Regions from separate parts of the Mus musculus genome. Here region 1 is linked to region 2. Evidence: chromatin loops called from intact Hi-C (ENCODE). Cell type or tissue: left cerebral cortex. All regions are shown on one strand.

Region 1 (2,500 bases), 58 kb before region 2:
GACACTAGCAGCAAATCTCCTGCCTCTGTCTCCTGAAGGCTGAGAGTTCAGGTGTGAGCCACCCTGGCTACTGAAGAGAAGACTATGGCTCTGGAGGAAATGGCACAGTTGGTAAATAGGAGTGCCAGAACTTGAACCCAACCCTCGTTTCCACAGCCTCACTGGGCTCTGACACTTCAGGCTCCCCACGACCCCTCCCTGTACTCACCAGCTTTGTAGTGTCCATGGCAGTGAGCACCGCACGGTTCAGAGACTCCAGCGCAGCCAGCACGGGCCGGTAGACACCCAGGTGTGTGGAGAAGTAGTCTGCAGGCAGAAGAGGTCCAGGGGCACTAGCCTAAACCATCTCTCCAGCCCAGAATTCCTCAGCTGCTCCAGCCTTCCCATCCCAAGAGGCCAGCCCCATAAAGCATCCCTCACCACACCCACCCGCCCAGGGGCTGGGACACAAGACTACTCACCACACAGTTTCTCTGTCTCTAAATTGCTGTGGGGGAAAGAGAAAACATCTTTGAGACTCTTAGCACCTGGGCCTGGAGAACCAGACAGATGCCTGGTTGTGCCACAGCAAGCCAGCTCCTACTGAGCCTCACATAGCATGGCTGCTGGGGAGGGGTCACAGGCCCTTCAGAGGGTCAGTCTAAGTCCTTGAAACCTTGAATGCTGACCTAGTCTAGGATTTACACTAAGGAGATGGGACGGGAAGGGAAAGGAAGGAAAAGGAGAGGACAGGGGTAGCTGTACATGTTCATGGTGTGTGTCCCCAAGTGAAGAAGCAGGGAAGGAGCATACACGTGAACCAGATGTGGGCATGTGGGAAGCAAGAGAGTATGGACTCCTGCATCTGCATCCACAGGCAGAGGCAGGCAGAACCCAGCTGTCCTCAAACATCCTCTGCTTGGGAATAGAAGGGCTGAGCATGGTTGGTGACTCAAGTCTGGTTATTCTGAGGTCCCAGCTGGAATCAGTATAGCAACAAGACTGGAGCTGGAGAAGGTGTGGGTGGGTTGACAAAGTTGGCACTGGGCCTGTTGTCTTTCCCCACCCCCTGTCCTCCAGCAAGAACCTGACAGCAGGGGACACAGTGGGTTGGGATGAGCTGGCCGGGCTCTGCCACAGCAAGCCGGCCCTTCTATTGAACTCACTCAGTGAGATGATCATCGATGCCGCTGAACAGTTCCCGCAGCTCCGCAGAGCTGAGAACCCCATCAGCAAAGTAATTCTGGAATTCTTCAAACGAGAGCTTACCATCATCTGGGGAGAGACAGGCGTGGTGTTGCTATCCTTAAGTCCTAGCTACATCCTGTCCCCCTATCCAGGCTCCTCAGAGGCCAGCAACATTCACAATCACTCAGCCAGATAGCCTAGGGTTCTGACTCCAGCGGAGGCCCAGACTGTTTTGAACAAAAGGACAAGAGTCCTCCAAAAAGTATATGCTGAAAGAAACAGGGCCCACCTTGTACAGGATACATTTGGTAGGGATTCAATGTCTGCCAAATGGAAATGTAAGAGAACAGCCTGGAACACATCAGAACACAGCTTAGGACTTACGGGTACAGTCCCTGGCCCCAGAAACTAGTCTTGCCCCAGGGTAGAAGAGACCTCCATGTTCTGACCCCAGGACCTTTCTAGGAAGTCACAGAGAAGCATGCAAAGCCTACCCACCAGCCAGACTCTACAAAGCTGCAGACTGGCTGGGACGAGAGTGAGCTCCCCTCATGGGGGCATGTAAGCAGAGGCAGAGAGTGGAAGGATAAAATGGCAATGGGATTTACTGTCTAAATGATATGCAAGATGGGGAGGGTCTGAGCCTCTATAGCAGAAGGTATTGGGAGCAGGTATCTTTTGGGGGAGGGTGTTGGGTTTCTTTCTCGCCCCCCCCCCCCCAAGACAGGGTTTCTCTGTGTAGCCCTGGATGTTCTAGAACTCACTCTGTAGACCAGGCTGGCCTCAAACTCAGAAATCCACTGCCTCTGCCTCCCGAGTGCTGGGTTTAAAGGTATGCACCACTATCATCCAGCATGAGCATGTTTGTTAAGTTAATGGTCTGCACCAATGTGAAGAGACCCATGAAAGGGCAAGCGCTGGGGACACAAAGAGGCTGAAACAAGAGCCTGCAGGCCCAGGGAAAGGAAAAGTGAAGGCCAGATGAGTGCCCTGCCCCTCATTCAGGGAGCCTGGGGTGATGTCCCACACAAGTCTGGATCCCAGGCCCACAACTGACTCACTTCTCTGAACCTCCACTCCTTTACCGTGAAATGGAATGAAGAATTCCCACCTAGAAAGCTGTTGTAAGGACATCTTACAACACTACCATCACTGAGCTAGAGTAATGTCTTAACATAAGCCCCCACCTCCAGCCTCAGATCAAACCACACTTCCCACTCCCTATTCTGTACACTCCAGGAAGGGTTGCTTGCTTGATCCCCCATTTTGAGCTCTCGAGACTTCAAGCTGTACCTCCAAGTCCCTAGCTCTTCTACCCTGCCCCCGCCCCACT
Region 2 (2,500 bases):
GGACTTCTATCTCATCTTTTCCTCTTTCCAAGACTCAGGCATCATGGTGAATGTCGGGGTGGAAAGATATAAGAGCCAGAGTTTGGGGAGGCCTGGGGTGAAATCGTGTCTTGGAAATGGCAGGGCTACAGCACTTGCAAACTCAGACCAGCTGTAGCTTTCTCCACCTGCACAGGATCAAGCCAGTCATCATTCCAGAATGCATGGATGAGGACCTCACAAATCCCCAGAGGTCTGTCTTGGGAGAGAAAGTCCTCTAAGTGTATATGTAGTCCCTGATAAACCATGTTCCAGTGGATGACCCCACACTGACACACTGATCAATATAATGTACCAGCAGTTCAAATTGGACTTCATGGATTATAAACAAAACTTAGAGACGGCTCAGCTGGTAAAAGCACTTGCTGCTGGACTGAGTTCAGTGCCAGGGTCTCACATGATGGAGGGAAGAGAATCGATTCCGGAACGTTGTCCTCTGATCTTCACACATGTGTTTTGTTGTGTGTCTGTGTGTAGATATATGCCATGTGTGTCCATATACACAAAACAAAATTAATAATAAATGTAAAAACGACGACATGAAGTTGGGAGTGGATCCCCTCCCTATGAGTTTGAGCTAGGAATGGCTGAAATGGTAATAGGGTCGTCAAAGAAATGGGGTCTCAGAGAATCACAGTCGAGAGGTGTGTGAATGGGAATGGAGGTCCCTCCAAAGCTGGAAATTGGGGTTAAGAAGAGCACTGAGGGAATCTAACATAAACTGAGGAATTAAGACCAGAGATAGGAGTCCTTCGAGAAGGCTGCTTTCCAATCAGCGTGGCACAGTTGCAAGGTGTGGGGTGTCCATGTAACAGACAATCTCGGTGAGGTGGGTTGGTGTTGCAACCTTGAAGAAGACTGTGTGCAGCGATCATGGGGTGCGTGTTGAAGAACTGGGGTCGGTGTCCGCGTTGGGAGGCGATGTGCGAGCGCCGGACGTATGTCTGTGTAGAATTGGAACTACTAGGGGACTGGGTCTCCGGCCGGACAGCGGGGCAAGCTGTTTCCGGGGCAGGGGCTTCGGCGTCGGCTCCTGGGCGCCCCCTGGCGGCCCCGACCCCGCCGCGGTTCTCACAATGCTTGCGTAGCCCCGCTCCGACTCCCCGGGCGGCGGCAGCTCCAAGATGGCGCAGGCGATCTTCGAGGCCCTGGAGGGTGAGCGCGTCGGGCCGGGGCAGCGGCTGTTCCGCGTGGCGCCCCCTCCCGCCGCGCCCTCGCAGCGCCGGGCCCAGGGCGCGTGGAGGCCGCGGGGCGGAGGGCGGAGGGCGTCCGGGCCGGAACAGCCGCGGGGCGGGAGGGGGCGGGAACAGCCTGGGAGCGCCGGCTCTGCGGGGAGGGGGCCTCGGGACCGGAACAGCGCGGCAGTCGAGGCCGCCGGCGCGGGAGGGTGCACGCCCAGGAAACAGCCGGGGGCCTGGGCCTGGAGAGACGGCGGTGCGGGAGGGCTGGGCGGCTCAGCTGCCCAGTCGGGCGCCCGAACCACTCAGAACGTCCCGAGACCCACGGTGGCCTCCGGGCTGGGATGTAGTCCTACTAAGTCCAGAGCAGAGAAGGAGGCGCCGCCTGTGTGCACAGCGGAGTCTGGGAGAGACCACCGGCCCAAACCAGTAAACACAGGGCACCCACCGTGCTCCGATCTGAGCCCTGCACGCGTGTGCCTGCTTGGGCTACTCTGGTCTCCGATCGAATCGGATTCGATTCTGTGATCTGCAAGATCGCCGTGGTGCATGGGCCCCAGGCTCTGGAGAAAGGGAGCTCTGAGCGCCACCATGTGCACCTGCTGGAGTTTAACAACAAAGGATGGCTCTAGAGACAGGAGAGGAGTTGGACACAGTAGTAGCCTTGTGGGTGGAGGGTGGAGTGAACAGCCCGAGTGGAAATCTGTGGGCCGGGCCGGCAGAAGGAAACCAAGGCTTGTAGTTCACTAGCTTCTTGGAGGATGAGCTCTCACCTGAGTCTTACCTTTGAAAGAAATCCAGTGATTCTTACTAAGCCAGATTCACTTGTCCTCATCCTCCTTCATTACTACCCCACCTCACCCCGCCGTCAGAATTGTGGGAAAGAATAGTAAAAGAAGGCAATCTCAGGCAGGGTTTGCCGTGCATGCTCATAATCCCAGCGGTTGGAAGACAGGCAGGAAGATCGTTAGCCTCGGCCACATAAGGATTTTGAGGCCAGCTTTGGCACCATGAGACTTTCAAAAACCAATTAGGAATATATGTGTACATACATATACTCAATAACAACTTTTTTTAAAAGGCCATGACTTTGAAGGAGAGTGGAGAGGTTATATGGGAGGTTTGGAGGGAGAAAAGTGAAGGGCGGAATGTCCTAATCAAATTATAATCTCAAAAGTATTAAAAATATCATTGTACAGAAAATAAAAGGGGGGAAAAACCACAAAACAACGGGAACTCAAAAAAGAAGACTGCAAAGGTGACCCCAGCTGGTGTGTTCTGTG

The links. A loop is a pair of places that touch in the nucleus more often than their neighbours do. Peaks named below come from ENCODE experiments on the same cell type or tissue, not always from the same donor. Only the 100,000 strongest peaks of a DNase experiment are listed, where the experiment ranks them.
Region 1: a loop joins it to region 2, with 3 times the contacts of the local background. A loop is called at or near these places in 13 of 42 quality-filtered maps.

What each region holds. Positions count from the first base shown.
Region 1 is chr2:154,554,439-154,556,938 of GRCm38, forward strand. Necab3 (N-terminal EF-hand calcium binding protein 3) reads right to left here. Exons shown (of 13, transcript NM_021546.3): 3 at 1,146-1,254; 4 at 462-487; 5 at 209-306. Among named protein-coding and RNA genes, the nearest start is that of Necab3, 3.2 kb to the right of the region's middle. In left cerebral cortex, no CTCF peak of the experiment used is centred here; DNase peaks (open chromatin) are centred at 987 and 2,467; H3K4me3 peaks cover 1,180 bases; H3K27ac peaks cover 1,624 bases.
Region 2 is chr2:154,612,209-154,614,708 of GRCm38, forward strand. It overlaps Zfp341 (zinc finger protein 341), which reads left to right and starts at 1,160. Exons shown (of 15, transcript NM_199304.1): 1 at 1,160-1,194. The coding sequence starts at 1,164. In left cerebral cortex, CTCF peaks have their summits at 1,095 (motif pointing left) and 1,820; DNase peaks (open chromatin) are centred at 1,088 and 1,802; H3K4me3 peaks cover 1,806 bases; H3K27ac peaks cover 1,688 bases.